2 separate regions of the Mus musculus genome follow, and region 1 is linked to region 2. A link is a loop called in an ENCODE intact Hi-C map of the cell type or tissue named here. Cell type or tissue: left cerebral cortex. All regions are shown on one strand. Each heading gives the region's core, and the rest is flanking DNA. Links, peaks and the distances in the headings are about the cores only.

What was found. Peaks named below come from ENCODE experiments on the same cell type or tissue, not always from the same donor. Only the 100,000 strongest peaks of a DNase experiment are listed, where the experiment ranks them.
Region 1: a loop joins it to region 2, with 8 times the contacts of the local background. A loop is called at or near these places in 31 of 42 quality-filtered maps.

Annotation. Positions count from the first base shown.
Region 1 is chr3:63,551,348-63,560,473 of GRCm38, reverse strand. No RefSeq gene overlaps it. Among named protein-coding and RNA genes, the nearest start is that of Strit1, 72 kb to the right of the region's middle. In left cerebral cortex, for the core only: a CTCF peak has its summit at 5,522 (motif pointing left); a DNase peak (open chromatin) is centred at 5,480.
Region 2 is chr3:63,863,509-63,872,634 of GRCm38, reverse strand. Plch1 (phospholipase C, eta 1) reads left to right here. Exons shown (of 24, transcript NM_001370984.1): 3 at 1,861-1,979. The coding sequence starts at 1,901. Among named protein-coding and RNA genes, the nearest start is that of Plch1, 31 kb to the left of the region's middle. In left cerebral cortex, for the core only: a CTCF peak has its summit at 4,127 (motif pointing right); a DNase peak (open chromatin) is centred at 4,130.

The sequences.
Region 1 (9,126 bases), core at 4,439-6,938, 310 kb after region 2:
TAGCAGGATTTGCTTTGGGGGGCATTGGTGCTAGCTAGGCCTTCAGAGGGGACAGTGTGACCCAGCTCCTTTGTCTTCCTTTTTTTCACATCCTAGTCAGGAACCGAATGTTTTTGGTCTATCAGGAACTTCTGTGATGTGGCATTATAGGCTCCAAACCATGTGGCTCTTTATAGTTGATTAGCTCAGGTCAGATTATGGGATTCTAACTAATGAGCCACCAATTGCCACACTTTCCAGACAGCAGGCTTGAAGAAAGGCCCAGCCAAGCTTGTGTAAAACACTGGTTCAATCTGGCTGAGCCTGGGTCTGTAATGTGCTGATGTATGGATTAGAATAAATATATCTTTGCTTTTTATTCTAACTTCATCTGTGATTTCTTGCTTTGTGTTGGTTGCCTTAGCTTTTTCCTCCCATACTTTTTTATTTTTAAACTTAGACCCTCAAGAAGAAAACAACCCTAACACCTACTCTCAAACCTCGAACCTCCAAACTGTAGGATCATATGCAACAGGGTTCCAACCCTTAGTAGGCTCTGAGACCTTAGCACAACCAAATCCACAGAGTAAGTATCATCCAGACTGTAAAACTCATAATATAGAGAGAACCCCCTGCCAAAACTAAAACAAAGGCCTCATCCATCAAAATCTATAGTTATGGGAAAGCCGACAAAGGCACTAGCGTTGCTTTTTGGCTTTTGTAGCTATGCTTTTGCTGTTTTTGTTAACTGAGGTATGTCAACCCAATACATGGATTTTGTGATTAAAAGATCACTCTCCGAAAGTCTCTGGAGTACACTGGGATTCCAGACACTCAGTGTTGTCTCTGGGCTGGCTAGTAAAGACTGTGTCTGGACAATCTTCTCTGGTGAATACTTCACAACATTTCTGGAGGCCCCAGTGAGATCCTGGCCACCAGACCCTGAGCAACTGGGGGTGGGGTCTCTAAGTCCCTTGGAGTGATTAAAGTGCAATGGTGGGGGGGACCTCAGAGTGGGTAATGTAACTTGAGATCTTCTAGATTCCCGTGGCTCTAATCAACTGTGGTCTAAGCTTCAGAGGGATCTGAAACCTCCACTGCCAAAGGAAACAAATGGGATAGTCACCTGGCCTGTCACCTCTCGAGATAAGTCTGGTTAAGACAACTTCTGTTTGGACACATAGAAGAGGTTGGATGAAACTGCTAATCCAACATCCAGGATCCATGCGGGAGTAACTGGATCTTCCTGTCTGTTCGGCTGTATAAATGTATTCTGGTCACTCCTGGTTGTCTTTACTCTGTCTCTCTCTCTATGTGTGTGTCTCTATGTGTCTTTTATGTGTTTCTGTCAGTTCTGTTTCTTTATATTGACCAGTGACTTTCTCTGGTGTGAGAACCTCCTGTTGTCCTAAGTACCTTCCTGTTGGAGACCCAAATCCTTTCGGCTCTGCCAGGTCACCCAGAGGGGAGAAAAACAAGCAAGGAAGCAAGCAAGCAAGCAAACACACACACACAAATACTCTCTGCCTATCCTACTTCAAAAGCTGGGGTGCTTGCTTTTGTTGCTTGTTTAAGGTTAGGGTGGTAGTGGGATGGAGGTGGAGGTGGAGAGGGGCTGGGCCTCTCATCCACGGCCCTCTGCCATCTAAACAGAATGCATATAGAGAGGGGGAAATAGTTCCCTCAGATGAGCATTTTCTCTGCTCTCTGCTACTCTAAGCAGCCCAGGTAGAAGGGGAAGAGTTCCCTCAGGCTGGACCCAAAGGAAAAGAGAAAGTTGCACTTCTTTCTCTTTTATGATTTATGTCTCATTTTCAACCAAGGATCCATGAAACTCACATTCTCTGAAAAAAGTAGAAAAATTGTCCCTGATTCAGTCAGGGGGATAGCAGCTAGACAATGCAGCCATGGCAGAAAGAATTTTTCCTTCTGTCCAACACTGACCAAGGAGATTTTAAACAATTTAACTAGGTCCTCTTTAAAGGATTAAAGACATATGCTAAAAAGATTTCCCTTGTTACCTAGTTAGCCCCAGATATTAGAAAAATAGATAGAATTTAAAGATATAAATAGGTCCCAATTGCTGGAGGTAATTCAAAGGGTATTTAACAACAGAGGAGTATTTGAGAAAATACCCTTTGCTAAGCTGAAAGCCACTATCAAACTTTCTCTGATAATGAGACACAGTTAGATTTATAGATACTCAATAACAGTTTGGTGTCTTAACCCCCTGTCAGAGGAATATCTCATAGCTGAAGGTTCTACCTCCAATCAAAGGATACAGTTGGATTATCTCTCAGACTGACAACAAAGATTTCTGAGGGTATGGGAAAAAAAACCTGTCCCTGAGGACTAGTCCAACACTGTGTGCCTACCAGTGCAGCTGCCTCTGTCCAGACTGAACAATATCGAATGACCCTGGGAACAAAAGGAGAAATTATAATCCATATTGCCTGGCTTGGGAAAAGAAGCATCCTAGTGCTCTGTCACTTACCCTGGAATAGGCCTTGCCTATGAAGACACACGGGACCTCTGATTCCCATGAGTCTGATTCTTCCGGAGAAACAGGGGCATACTGTCTAGACTTGAAAGATGCAATCTTATGCCTTCCATTGGCAGAAGTAAAATAACCCATCTTTGTTTTTAAATAGACAGGTGCAGTTACATATATCAACATACCTGAACTGGGTTACCCCTGGGTTTAAAGACACTAAATGCAGACTTTCTCCCCTTCCTTCAGAATTTTCCTGGGAAAACAGATTGCAAAACAGGCACTGAAAGGGTGCTGTAATAGTTACAGACTGAGGGCTACAGAATGCCAGCTTCGAAAGGCCAACTTGCTAGAACGCTACCTATCTTGGCAACTAGATGAAGAGAGGCAAAAGGCAAAAGGAGCCCGTCTCAGAGTAGGATTGCTGCTATCCTTTAGAGCCCAACTCCAAAGACTTAAGAGATGGATTCAAGAGTTTCTAAGTGCAATGGACATTGCTCTTCTGGGTACCAGAGTTTATAGAAATAACAAGGCTTCTATATACCAGCACAAATTGGGGCACTGAGCCCCTAATCTGGACTGAGACTAAATAAAAGCCACTTGGGGATTTAAGAACAGGGACTCAAGTCCTCCAGTCCTAAAACTTCCAAAGGTCTCCAGATCTTTTCATCTGTTTGTCCATGAAACAAACAAAGCAAAACAAAAACAAAAACGGAAAAACAAACAAAAATGTATTTTAGGAAAACCCAAACCCCAGGGGTTTTAACCCAAAGTTTGGGACTGCAGAGATGTCCTGTGAAATACCTAACAGTTGGACCATACAGACAAAGGATGGCCCACCTAAGAGCGGTGGCAGTTACTGCTAGTTTAATGAAAGCAAGCAAGCAAGCAAGCAGGCAGGCAGGCAAGCAAGCAAGCAAGCAAGCAAGCAAGCAAGCAAGCAAGCAAGCAAGCAAACTCTGGGTCAAGATCTTATACTCACACTACTCCATGACTCACAATATCCCATGACTCAGTTGAGGCTCTCCAAGAAGCACCAGAGTGCTGACTGTCTAATAACTGTGTGAGTCAGGACCAGGCCCCACTCCTGGCCCACCTTCAAGTCCAGTTTTTAAAACCTACCACCACTAATTTGGCTACCCTCTTGTCTGATGATGCAGGTGCTTGTCTATGACTGTCATGAGATAGAAGGTGAAACCAGGTATGAGGGCACTGCAATAATTGCTGCTCTTCGGGAAACAGTGAAAATGTAGGGAATCAGACTCTGAGTCACAAGAAGGGGACCTGGGGCTTCCATTAATCACTCCCAGCCAGAAACCAGTCAAGATTGCAGGTAATTCTTAGACACCCAGCCCTGTACTACATAGGGATCAGAACTAACCAGACCATCACTGCATTGACTGAGAGAACTCATTGTGACTGCGGGAAGCCCAAATTAATGTGAGAAGACCTATTAGGGGTGAAAACTTGTCAAATATCTAAAATCTTTAACCTAGGCACTTCCCCTTATTCTGATGCCTGCTACTCTGCCTTGTGGGTCAATCCTTCTGGATAACAGAAATATTACCACTCCTCTGAGACAACCTGGTGGGTATGTGCCAATGGTTTGACTAAATATGCCTCTCCTGATGCTTTCTAAACTCAATAGACAATTTAATCAGGACCTAGGGGTATTAAAGCAGCAGTTAGATTCCCTTAGAGAAAAGATCCTACAAAGTTGGAGAGAGGTTGTACTGGCTGGTTTGGTGTATCACCTTAACACAAGCTGGAGTAATCACAGAGAAAGGAGCCTCCCTTGAGGAAATGCCTCCATGAGACTCAGCTGTAAGGCATTTTCTCTATTAGTGATCAAGGGTTGGAGGACCCATTGTGGGTGGTACCATCTCTCAGCTGGCAATCCTGGGTTTTATAAGAAAGCAAGCTGAACAAGCCAGGGGAAGCAAGCCAGTAAGCAGCACCCTCCATGCCCTCTGCATCAGCTCCTGCCTCCAAGTTCCTGCCTGTGAGAGTTCTGGTCCTGACTTCCTTTGGTGATGAACAATAACGTGGAAGTGTAAGCTGATTAAACCCTTTCTTCCCCAACTTGTTTCTTGGTCATGGTGTTTAGTCCAGGAATAGAAACCCTGACTAAGACAGCAGCTTAGACTTATTTCTCTCCAGTTAAAGGAAACTATATCTGGCTTTGAGAAAACATATTGGTTTTCTTGTTTCTAATTGATTCAGAGTAATTAGAAAAATCTTGCCAGGGTTGGGGAAAAAAAAAAAAAAAACCAAACCCTCAAAAACAGAAAGAGAAAAAGATCACTGATAACAATTTCTGTTCTATCCTGGGCAACTACTCAGCTCTCAGCACTGACTGGACCTGTAATTCTCATTCTCATTGCGTTAACTGTAGGACCCTATATATTAAACTATATGGTTAATTATGTATTAGATCAGTAAAATTTTAGAGCAGGATGAGTCCGGGATTTGACTCATTCACTAAGACCTGTGAGAAATGTAACAGGGCACCAGACTTTAGCTGGTCCTGCTATGTTAGCACAAGTGAATCCATTGTGGATGTAAAACTCAGCACCGCCTGCCAAAGCTAAAATAAAGGGCCAATTCTTTAAAGCCCATGGTCACGGGGAAGCCTCTAAATGTACTAACCTTGCTTTTTGGCATCTGTAGTTCTGCTAACTGCTTTTGGTAATGGAAGAATATCAACCCAATGCATGGCTTTTGCACTTCAAAAGCTCACCCCGAGAAAGGCTTGGGGCAACACTGGGATCCTGAGCACACAATTGCCAGTTGGCTATTAAAGAAGTTCTGTTGGCTCAAACCTATGGCCCAGCACCCTTCTCTTGTGAGTACCCCAGGCACATGTATATTTGTTGTTTCAGCGTGTTGCAGCCTAATAATCAAGTATATAGCACCACGGCCAAGAAGACAAAGTGTGTCCTCAGCGTCAAACGAGTTCATCTCCAAGTTCTCTTCTTCATTTCAGATGTTTTTGTCACCCTTACAGGAACGTCTTGGTTTATAGGTATCGATATGCCATCTAGTGGCATATCTTGGAAATGCAAGTCTTTCCTTCTGTCGTTCCTTTTTTTTTTTTTTTTTTCTTTCCCCGGTTCCTTTTCCTTTTCCCCTCTCTCCCCTCCCCTCTTCTGCCCTTCCTCCCCTCTCCATTTTTATTTTGGATATAAATTTCTTCAGTTCTGGAACTTGCTATGTAGACCAGAGTGGCAGTGAACTCACGTAGATCTTGTTTCCGCCTCCAAAGTGCTGAGATTAAAGACTTGCTCTGCTGTGCCTGGCTTTTATTTTGAGCAGTTTCTTCGGACTCCTTGAAGAGTAGCAGACAGAAAAACATCATAATTAGATTTCCTTAAGTAAAACATTAATTTTTAAGTCAGGGGGTTTACATTTTTTATTATATTATTATTGTTTGTGTGAATGTGTGTGAATAGGTGTATGTGAATAGTATGTGTGTGTGTGCATGCATATGTGCATTTTGCGTGTGTGCTATGGAGTTTCTGGGGAGCTCAGAAGGCAATTTTGTGGAGTTGGTTTCTTCCCCCTTTCTTTTCACCTGTACATGGGTTCTGGTGGTCAAACTCAGGTTGTCAGGTTTGCTGGGCTTCGTGCTTCTGCTGGCCCTGGTTTTCTGGGTTTCTTGCATTTCATGTACCCCTTCGTTTGGTTACTCTGTGCACAGGAAGTCGCCTCCTCCAAGGAATCACTGAGCAACCATCGTGAGATGAAGTAGGATTCGTGAGTTTAAGGCTATATTACTGAGGTGTTTGAGAATCATTCTAGAAGGTTTTGAGTGAAATGAATTGCTGGTGGTGTGAGTTTTGGAGAAAAGAGAAACATGCAGAGGCAGGCACACCTAGCAGGGTCATGTCTCTTCCTCCCTGTGTCCCTGAGGTGCAGCGAGTGGTCTCTGCAGATAATATGGTCAGTTGTTGAGGACTGTGAATGAAACCCCCAAACAAAATGGCCCCTTCCTTCCTCGAGTTTTCTGTGCGGTATGGTTTGGAGAGACCTCACGATGGCAGCTCTGCCATTCAAGACAAGTTGATAGTGCATTCACCTATAATCCATACCCACAGGAAACGGATATAAACCTGCGTAGTCAGAAGGCAGAAGCATAGCACTTTTCTGAAGCTGACTCCAAAACAGCAAACACCGCGTACAGTCTTAGCGACAAGGTGCAGTTATTCTTAGTCGTGAAATTTTGATATGCTATTCCCTTTGTGTTGGTCAGCTACAAATATGCAAGACAAGTCATCTTCTGAGGAAGAAAGGTTTATTATGGTTCATACTTGGGAAGGTTTCTAAGCATAGTTGCCTGACCTATTTGGGGTTACTGTGGGAGGCAGCTAATGATTCTGAGAGCTTGGCAGGAAGAGGCTCAGGTCACAGGGTTCCCTTTAAAGAAACAGCTTCACTTTCTTTCAATAGGCACCACATTTGAGTCTAACCACTTTCCAATACTGCCAACAACTTCAGATCAAACAGAGGCTTTGGGGACACATCCCAGCCAAAACACCTAGACTTCCAATTCCCTCTTTCTTTTCAATTTTCAATGTCTGCCACATTTTTGTTGTTGTTGAATGATGCCAAGAACTGATCACTGATATGACTGTGAAAGGGACACAAAAGGGGAAAGAAAACTCTGCCAAGAAACTTCTCTGCCCTGGTGCTTGCTAAAATAGAAGCAAGAGGTGCAACTTTTGTCTCAATGGAGGTATCTGTTAACTGGTTGCCATTTTCAACAAGAGTTCTGGTTGCTATTGATGTGGTCTCGGCACTTCATCTGGGATTAATGAGCACTGCGTCACATTTAAAATCTAGGGGCAGAGGTTTGTTCTGACGGAGACTAAGCAGCACACAGGCAGGGAACTGATGGAATGCTGCAGCCCCATGCTAGTTTGGGTTACTGTTGGCTTGTTGTTATAACTGATCACACCAATGCTGTCACAGAGGGCTCAGTGTCAGGGCTATGCTACTAGTGAAAAGAGTATGTTGAATGCATAATGAACGTTAGGTGGTCTTTCCCGATGAGACTTGCAATAGTATTGATATGTGTGCAGGCTATACCCCTTGTGTGAGCAAGGTAAGAGATCCTGCAAAGCCTGTAATTCATGTCCTTAGGAAAGTAGCAGTCCCTAAGCTCAGTACCTAAATGGTCTCAAGTCCCATTTGATTGATGCTTGGTAATATTGCTACTAAGGCTGACCTATCTTGTTTCTGAAATGCCACTGTGTCTTCCTGAAGAGAACTTTGAGAAAATCTAAAAGATCCGAGGAACTTCTCTGAATTTATGTACAGTAGGGAGCAGTACTTTGTCATGGTAGCTGTTACATAGTGTATCCCCTCTGCACTGGAACGGTTTTTGATGGAGACAAGGGTTGAGGGGCAAACCCAGCACCTGATTCTGGAAGCCTCCATCTGCCCCTGCCAGGATTCTTCCTATGTGTCTGCTCTTCAAAATATCTGTTACTGAATGTGTGGTACCATTTGCCAGAGTCTGTTGGTCTCGATGTGTCTACAATGGTGTCTGTTTGTGAGTCAGAGGCCCCTGAAGTGATCCACAGCCTCTAGTGGTGCTGGGTTTAGAAGCAGGTTCAGAGGAGGCTATGGTAGGAATCTATGGCAGACAAGTGAGTAGGGTTGGGAAAGAGAGTGGAATCCATTTTCATTTTATACTTAGACACTCCATGATTGGCTGATCATTTAGGATATGTGTAAGAGAGCTTCTGAAATGTGTGTGTGTGTGTGTGTGTGTGTGTGTGTGTGTGTGTGTGTGTGTATGTGTGAAAGAGAAAGAGAAAGAGAAAGAGAAAGAGAAAGAGAAAGAGAGGTACAGAGAGAGGTACAGAGAGAAAGGTGCATACCAGGCTAGAGCAAGTTTGGAGGAAATAAACAAACGTTGTTTATAATTTACAGATGGCTAAAAACAAAGTCAACCATCAGACATTGACATCTTATTTAGTGTATGTAACTCAGTATATGTTTAGTACAAAGGTCTCCTTTTGCCCACTTTTATGTGACTTTCCTGGTTTCTAATTACCTTACCACAGACCACACCACAGAAGAAATCTGCTTTCAATTGTCCTCTGAAGGCTTCCTGTCTCCCTGGCTCCACTCTAATCCACTACAGTGCTGAGAATGTGGAGACTGTGTAAAGACAGGAATAGAAAATTTGCACTTGTTGACTCTTTTGGGCGCCGGTTATTCTCCTTGGCTGATGAAATCACTTATAAAGCAGAGTTCGGTTTCTGTCACCAGCATGCATCTCACATTCGTCAGTAACATAAGTTGTTATTTAGGTTGGGTTCGTGGGGTCTGATCTGGCAAGCTCCCTGTTTTAACTTTCCTAGTTTGTTTTCTTGGAGACATTACAGAAAAACAAACTGGTGCCAAAGAGAATGTATGAAATATATGTGATAGAGGTTTCTAGACTTTGAATAGGAGGAAGCAGATGGGTGTGGTCCAGGAAGGGGTAATCAATAAAGTGAATCCTACAGCTGATCTAGCTTATTGTCTAGAGGCGACTTTCAGGGCAGAGTCTAGATGTCTTGCTGAGTCGCAGAGATGTGGGGAGAGGCCAAAGCAGAGGACCAATGACTCCACAGAGGTTCAAGGTTCTTTCTAGTTGTTGCTGA
Region 2 (9,126 bases), core at 3,076-5,575:
TTCCCTCAATCTCTGCTCCATTGTTGTCTCTGCATTTCTTGTGGAAGGACAAATTTGGGGTGAAAAGTTTTATAGGTGGGTTGGTGTCCTTATCTCTCCACTGGGGATGGTCTTCTTTTTAGTTCCATGTACATTAGCAAGTGTAAGTGACATGCACATATTTTGTAAGTGAGCGATACTACTGTTAATTATGAAAAACGTATTTTCTTGGAAAAGGTAGTGCCCTTAATAATACAGAGGACTTCAAAATTGTGTATTTAGGTAAAATGCTGGAATAATGAATATTAAAAAATAGTTATTCTAGGAGAGAGATTTGCAATGAGGAAAGAGGATACCAGAACAGGAAAGAACATGGGGGTACTTCAGTACTGCAGTTTTGAAAAAAAAATAATAACATTTCATTGTTTTTGGTGAATTTACTTGTGTTGCTGGATATCAAATTCAGGGCACTGTACTTCTAAGCACGTGCTTTATAAGGCACACTCCACCCTTTACTACATTATTTATACATCTAAAAATATTTGGGATATAATATGAGATGTTGGCTTTGGAGGGCAAAGGTAGGCTTGTTTCTGTAGTCAGCTGTTCTGCAGCATTTCTCTCCGTGGTCCCACATGCTTTTCTTTACCCCCTCAGCTTAAGAAACAGGAGCATCATTCTAAGCTGGCAGGGATGAAGTGAAAAGAAGGGGAGGGATTCAGGATTGTGTGGAGCAGCAAGCAGTCTGAACGGTAGATAAGATCCCCGTTGTGGAAGGTTAAGGAGAAACTTACCAAGCTCCTGGAGCCTCCACTAGCTGTCCCAGTGTGACACCTTATCCCACTGGGATACCTTACCTTTTTCACTAAGCCACTGGGGTACATTTACAAAACTATAGACTGTTGCAATAGGACAGATGACAAAACTGTTTTCCACCTGTGGGGTTTGCTTCTTGCCAGCCTTGCAGTTTTGTTATGTTTTTTGTTTGTTTGTTTGGTTTTGGTTTTTTTTTGGGGGGGGGTTGGTTTTTTTGGTTCTTTGGTTTTTTTTTTTCTTCCTGCTACTGTTCCCCCCCACCTCCAGCATTGTGATGTGAACCGAAAGGAGGTTGGAATTCTGAAACGTCACTAGCCAAACCTTGTGAACAAAGGCTTCCTTGTTCAGGGTCATGCACATTGGCTTTGCAGTTTAATTCATCAGCTCAGATCTCTGCTTTTCAAGTGTTTGGTCTCTGCAGAGGCTGGAATCTCTGCAGGTTCTGTGAGCACATTATGCTAGAGGCCTGGCCAGCTCTAGTTACATCTGTAAGCCTGGGTGGATCCAAGGATTAGTGGCCCTAAATAAATACCTCCAATGAACTAAAAGAAGGCAAGTAAACTTTGTTATAGTTTGGCATATCTGTGCCCAATTAGACTCTGCAATAATTTCTAACATTTTGCGAGTTGGTTACATAACCTACCCGGATGTCACCAACACAAAATTCAGGAGTTGAGAATAATAGCTCACCTGCTAGTGAGACCTCTGGAAATTGATTAGTATTGACTGTTTTGGATCCTGATAGAATGCAATTGAGACCTGGAACACAAAATATAGTCCTGAAACCTGCTTAATGATAGCTTGCTTTCCTCAGCAGACAGCAGTAGCTGAGTGCAGGATGATGTTGTTGGAAAGAGTTATTGTTTTGGTATGGGGGAAAAAAAAAGCAGCATTCAAGTTCTTGGAAGTTCTGTGGGAAGTTTGTTATGGGCTGGAGGAGTCCTGGTCTACATTTTAGCCTTGTATGTTGCCCCCAGTGCTAGGCAACACATGGCAATGTGCTGTCTGGGTGAGCGTGTGCCTGCTCTTTTCTTCATTTCTGTCTCATTCTGTCTCTCTTGATAGGGCAATTTCATTTGGATGCTGTGCCAGACATCTTCCAACAATGAACTACTGGAACGGTGAGAAGAGGAACTGTGTGCAGTACCGCAGACATTTTCTGGTGGACAACCGCGTGTTTCATGGTGAGCTGTTGTACTTATGTAGCTGAGACTCTGCTTTCGGAAAATTACTTTCATTGTACTGTTTTGGATGCAAGTATGGTCTAATTGTTGGGCTGAACCAAGAGCTTGAGTTTGTCTTAAAATTCCACCAGACCGTGACCTGCAGTTTTCATCAACGTGAACTTCCTCAAAAAACAGCAATGGTGTTCTTCTTCCTACCACTCAGCCTTTCTACTCCTGTTGACTCCCAAAATGTACCTTTTCAATGGTTGTAACTATTTGGGGTTTGAAAACTTAACCAGTGTATCAGACCACAGGAAAAGAGAACAGAGAACCTTGCTACACTTCAGAATGTCTGCTGGGTGGGTTACTGTAGCTCAACAGAGGGTTATTAATACAGGTCATTTTCCTGATAAATAATAATTGTCTTAGACCATTGCCTTTAACCAGGCTATAGCTTCTTGTTTAGTGTCTCATAGTCAGGGATAAGCTTTGTCCATCCTCCTACCAAGATATTCCCATGGGAGTAATTTATTTGTGAGCCAAAGGTTTCGGGGGTATTGGAATTTGTAGAGCAATGTCCATCAGAAGTCCAGGAGATGCAAAGGTTTCATGAGACCTGAGTGATGCTTAATTAAACACACTACTGTTTATTTTCAACTTTCGCATTGTGGATTTCATCCCTCATTTTGGTAACAGATTTAATGTGTATCATTACTTTAAAGGTAAGTCTGTGACAAGTGCTACTCTACCCACTGGCTCCAGTAGTTGTATGGCGCTCTTCTCAAGACTCCTCGTGTGACCCTGCAGAGGGTGACTTTATCTTACAAGTAAAGAAAGGAGGCTGAGACTGTCACCTTAGCTAACCCCTAAATTGCAGTCCATCTTTCTAGGCTGATTCTCTCATTATTGTCATTTCATTATTGTCAACACGGAAGATGTGGGAAGTAACTGGGATATTACTTCAGAAGTGAGGATCTGTCTTGCTCTCCTCTGAAGCTCACCCAAGAGTGCTGTTGGCTGCTTCGTGTCTACACTCATGTTGTCAGCCGTATGGTATTTTCTGTTAAGATTTATCTGTCTCAAGGGACAGAGTGTTACTGTATTGTTGAAATGACGCAGTTTATTGCCATTTTCCTTATTGTAAATGTCTTCACCTGGAGAGTTAAAACCATAGTTATGATGTGAATAAAATTCTGATATGTTTTTATAGTTATATTTCAGTTAGCATGTTTCTATATCTCGGTCTTTATTTGCCTTTTTTTTATTTCAAGGAAGAAATTATTTTGGCTCACAGCTTGAAGGCACAGCCTATCACTGGGGGGGGGGGAGTGGTGTCAAGTGTTTTAACTATGGAGGTAACAGCAAGAGTCAGCTAGTCGCACTACCTCAAGAAGTATAGATGAATGCTTGTGCCTAGCTCCTTTTCTCCTTTTCCCCATTTTTAAAAATTCATTCTGGAGCTCCAAAGTCCACAGTTAGAGTGAATCTTTCCTCCTCAGTTAACTCTTTGGAAGCTTTCTCACAGATACACCCAAAAGTATGTCTCTTAGGTGAGTCTGAAGAGTCAAGTTGACAATGGTGGTTAGCTATCACGAGGAATGCTATGTGCAGGGCCTAATAGTGAGCACTGCTCTTTTGAGCCCTTTGGAAATCTTTGTAATAGTTCATCCCATTGTTTGGATAGAGGAACTAAAGCTTAGAGGTTTTGAAGTGGAGATCCGGTGTTCAAACTCTGATCTTCAGGTCTCCACAACCCCAGTGTTTCTGCCTAATCCAATCTATCATTCTGTTCTGCGAGATGAGTTCTCAGAACTCTACCACTCAGCTACACCCCTGGGCCTTGAGAGGTTTGAAGTTCATTCAAGGGTCCTTGCTCTGTCATTAACCAGTAGTGGATGAACTTGAACAAATTAGACAGTCCTTCAGGTGTGTAACTCTCCCTTGTGTCAGGACTCAACCCTTGGAGGTAGGAACAGTGAACTTCCAAGGTATGGGCAGTGGATTCAGTGAGCATGCAGGCCTGTTTCATAGTAAGGAAGTGTGAAATAAGCATTCTGGTCTTGACAGGTTTCAAGGTTATTTTCTGGCATCTTAGATTCCTTTGAACTATCTCTGAGAGTAAAAATTTTTACATTTTTGTGAGTGACTTTTCACCAAACACAAGATACACAAGGGGGCAGTGTCGCATTGAAAATGTGAGTTGGTTACTTTTCATGGTTCAGGAATTACTTCTCAAAGGGTTTAGAAATATTAAATCCTCTCAAGATTAAGAGACTTGAAGCCAGTTAGAACCACAATTCTCTTCATTTGTAATGCAACTAGTGCCTTTAAGAATTGATTCTGATAGGGCAAGTCATCAAACTTGGTTTCTTTGCCTGAACTGATTTAGTGATTGAGGGCTGAAAGACTCCCTGCTCATCTGTCTGTGGGAACTCATCACTTGGCTAAAGTAGGAACAGTGAACCTACCAAGTGTGTTGGTCTGAGTCAGGACTCAACACCTGTGAGGTAGGAACAGTGAAACTATCAAGGTCAGGGCTGTGAGTTCAGTGAGCATGTTGGTCTGTTTCATGGTAAGACAGTGCTAATAATAATATTTGGGCAATTCAATAACATCGAGGGAGGAGGGGGGTTGTGGCGGGGGAGGGAGTGAGCCAGGGTAAGATGAGGTGAAGAAATGTTTATTTGGAGAGAGGGACTTCTGAAGCAGGCATGCTCCTTCATCAACTTTTGCTTACCAATTGGCATTTTTGTTTATATTAATGGCAGTTCTTATATAACCAAGTCAACTATGATAAAGAGAGAGAAGCCTTTATATCACAAAATTAAAGCATCATTCCACTCACATGATAGCCTTTTGAAATATGCCCATTTGAATGAACAAATGTCTTAACATTTATTTTTCCACAAAGACTTGAGCAGTGTTCCCAGGAGATGAGATAACTACATTAAAATGGGGGACTTAGTACACAAAGATTCTGAATAAAAGTTGAAAATGTAGCATCGCTCTTCATAAAGCTCACCTTACACTCATTTTCTGGTTATAATGGCAATGTATTCTCATTGGAGATGATTTAGAAAAGTTACAGGCCAAATTGAAGAGACTCCTTAATCCAACAAACATCTTGCTTTGCCCTAAATTGTTATCTGTTTGTTGAGTATTGACACAAACTAGAGTCACCCTGGGAAGAAGAAACCTCAAATGAGGAATTACTTTCAGTAGACTGGACTGTGGGCCTGTCTGTAGGGCATTTTCTTGATTGCTATGGGATGGTGCAGCCTGCTGTCGGCTGTTCTGATCCTGAGCAGGTATAAGTCAAGTAGCTGAGAAGGCCAGGAAATAGTAATGCCCATGGTTCTCTGATTTATGGTTCTGGCTTGTAAGGTTTCCATCTTGAGTTCCTGCCTTGGGAGGGATTGTAACATGGAAGTATAAGCCAAAACAACGCTTCTTCACCAAAGTTGCTTTGGGGCATGGTGTTTATCACAGTAACAGAAATTGAATTAGAACTCTGTTCTTTCATCTTTGTAACACTGCTGCTGCAGGAATGGGGAACACTGGCAGATGTCTCGTAGCTCAAAGGTGAGCTGGTAGATTAAATTAGTTCAATGTTCAATTATAAGAGAGGCTCAGTTAGGAATTATAATTTTTTGTGTTTCTACTCTCTCTTTGTCCTCATTTCTATGTGCACGTGTGTAGAGTATGTCTGTGTGTATATGGGTCTTTTCAGAGGCCATAGAGGGCATTGGATCCCCTGGAACAGACTCAAAGGCTCTTGTGAGCCACCTGAAATGGGTGTTAGAAGAGATCCCTGGTCCTCTGGAAGAGCAGCAATCAAGCATAACTGCTGTGAATTATGTAACTAGATTTACTTGTATTAGTGTCTTCCCCCTAAGGCTCATCATAGGTATTACAAAGAAACAGTGTCTTCCAGACATAATGGGATTGACACACGTATGAATTCAGAGACTGTGATGGCAAAAGTTTAAGCCAGACAAAATGCCAGCACAGAGAATGGGGTGGGGGGCAGATACAAAGTCTTATCACTAACCAGAAGCTGTTTGCAATTGGTACCTAGTTGGAAAGAGAAAACTAGTTTTTTTTCAATGGACTTGCACAGGGTATCTCAACCACACTTTAGGGCAGGCTTCATATTCAGGAATAGTTGGCCAACACTAAAGGACTCTGTGGGTTTGTGTGTGTGTGTGTGCTTTATGTTTTGTTTTGGTATTTTTTTATCTTCCTGTTTTTTTAATTTTGATTTTTCTTTCTTTTAGGGAGAACATTGGTTGGGAGGTGGGGAGGATCTAGGTAGAGTTGGGAAAGGGGAAAGAATATGATCAAAATATAATATGACTTTTTTTTCCCCTCTGAAAGTAAAAAGAAGTGTCAGTAACATCAGCAGGTTTAAATCTTACCTAAGTAGCTAGGCTATACTTACCTGTCAAACCCTAAGCCCTGTTTTGCCTGTTGATGGCTGAAAGAAGGCAGACTCATTTGTCTTTGCCTCTCTTCTCAGGATGTGAAACCTCGGTCCTCCAGTTTGGTACATGGGCAAGAGATGGTCTTTCAACTTGTACCTGGATATCTACTTGCATGTGATTGGTGCTGAGTGATCAGGACCACCAGTTCTGAATATTTAGTTCCACTTTCACCTCCTCTGTCACCAAGAGTCCATGAGATAGAGAATCCATCGTCTCCCTTTAACTTTATCACTTCTCTGTTGCACTCTGTTGTTTATCATCTCCATCTCTAGCACTTGTGTTCTCTTGCCTCTAAGGTAGTAGGGCAACTTGCCCTATCCATTCCTATATTCCCATGTTTCCTCACTTGAGTCTTCTCTGTATTTCCAAGGCTGTAAAAGATGGGTGGGGTAAGGGGTGGTGTTTTCCTCTCTGCAGATGTCTCTTCTTACTTTTAAGTGGCAGATACCCCTAGCAGCCTATACCATAAGCCTATATCATATCTTCTGTAGCACATTCCCTGACTGGCACATGAGTGAGACATGTTCTTCAGCATGCCATCCCTGCCACCCAGGACACCCAGGATAAGGGTCTAGGTTTGAACGGCTCTCTCATATCTCCTGGTAGCTTGTGATTATCTTTTAGTGTTTTAGATTAGGGTGAGTTCGTGTCCCTAAACACTGGCATTATTTACTGTGTCTATTTCTTGTACTGTTGTATACCGGCATTGATCAGAGCCAGGCAGTGATCTGTCTATAAAAAATTTATGTTGAGATGATTCAGCCTCTTTTTTTTTTTTTCTTTTTTTTTTTTTTTTTTTTTTTTTTTTTCAGGAATCTAATTCAGTGAAAGCTTTTGGCTGGGAAACTGAAGCCCTGTGATTTCCCGGCTGAGCTTTCTCTGACAAGGACATTCACATTGTACAGTAATACAGGGGATGAAAAGTCCCTGCTGAGTGCCTAGCAAAATGGCAAACCAAAGGTCTGGATGTGTGGGCAGCCTGGGTGGGAGAGAAGGTGCAGAGTTCACGTTTAATTGTGTCAAACAAGTCTGTCACCTTCAAGAAAGATTCTTGGCTAGCCCTTTCCATTAGATTATCCATTTTTTTTCTTTGATGCCTTTGGCCTTTTGGGCATCAGCAAACAGAAAAGGGCTGTGATCCTTTCATCCATCTACACTTGGGAACCCCAATTTCCTAATTACTCAATTAGAAGGAAGAAATAGTGTGTTTAGTACAGTCAACTTCTCCTTCAGACTTGCAGAATTCTCACATGTTAAGTAGTTACTAAGTAAGAATTATTTCCCATTAGACCTGTGCTACACAATTAAGCCTTTATTCTTTAAGCTGCATTTCCATAATTATAATTAATTTTCCTCTGCTCTTTCATTTTCCCAATTGTCTTTCATACTCTGTGTCTAATATATGCGGAGATTGATAGAAAGATGAGACATCTCTTCACCAGTGGACTCTGCGTCCTTCTAGGGCACCATAATTATTTAATTTAGCTACACAAATGATTTGGAGTTTTTCCTTAGGCCACAATAGTAATTATTAGCGGTTGCATTTGTAATCATGAAAACCTCTTATCTTCCCTCTGTCAAAACAAAGATGGAAAACTGCAGTTTGTCCCTTTATAATGTGTAAATGAAAAGCCATCTCAACAGAAATATGATGTGTTTGTATTAGGGCTTATTCCTTTCAGCAAATATGTTAATTACCAAATGCAAGCTGTGGGGTTCAAAGGTATATCCAGATTGTCTTGATTTAAAAAGTCCGTAATGGGAAGTAGTTCAGCCTATGTTCATAACTATAGTTCCCATGTATATACTGATCACATTACAGCAAGTGCATGCCAAACTGAGTCCTGGCCTGCATACTGATCTGCTCAGTGCTTACCTGATAAGCAAGATGATATACTCCAACCTCCGTATCAAGTACCAAGAATCAGGATGTATCAAGTCTGGAGAGCTTCCCCTGTCTTGGCAACTCTTGTCTTCCCCTTCACATGCTTCACTGATCTTTGTTCTTGCCTACAAAACCCCTCCTTCCTCTAGCCAGCTTTTTCTATTTCTCTCTCTCCTCTCCTCTCCTTCCTTTTCTCTTTTATGTTTACGTGCGTGTAGTATGCATGTGTGTGGGCATGCATGTATGTGTATGTGGACTAGCAGTTGACATGAGGTACCTCTGTTACTTACTCCCCACTTCAGTGAGACAGGGTCTCTAGACACTGACTTGGCTGGTCTAGCCAGCCAGCTTGCCTTTAGGGGATCCCAAGTGCTGGCATTATGGGCTGCCTGCTACCTCTACCCATCTTCTAGGTAGGTGCTAGGGATCCAAACTCTAGTTCCATCAAAATACCACAGATAGAATTTCCTTATTCTATTTAACAGGGGAGATAAGTACCATCTGCTATATCAATCATATGTTTGAACTTGTTGAGTTTGTTCTTTATTTCTATGCCATAGACTATGTGGTTCTGTGACTATAGGCCTTCTTTTCTTCACTTGGAATTTTGCCATAGGAAACCCAGGAGTAACCAATAAGCCTGTCACTTAAGTAGAAAGTCTTTCCTCAGAATCCTAGTATACCTTATTATTGCAAATGTGCAGAGCCTGCAAATGAACTAAGGCAAAATTATTTCTGTGAGAACTCTTGGGCTGTTCAAATTCATTTAATAATACTCCCTAGAGGTCCCGTGTTG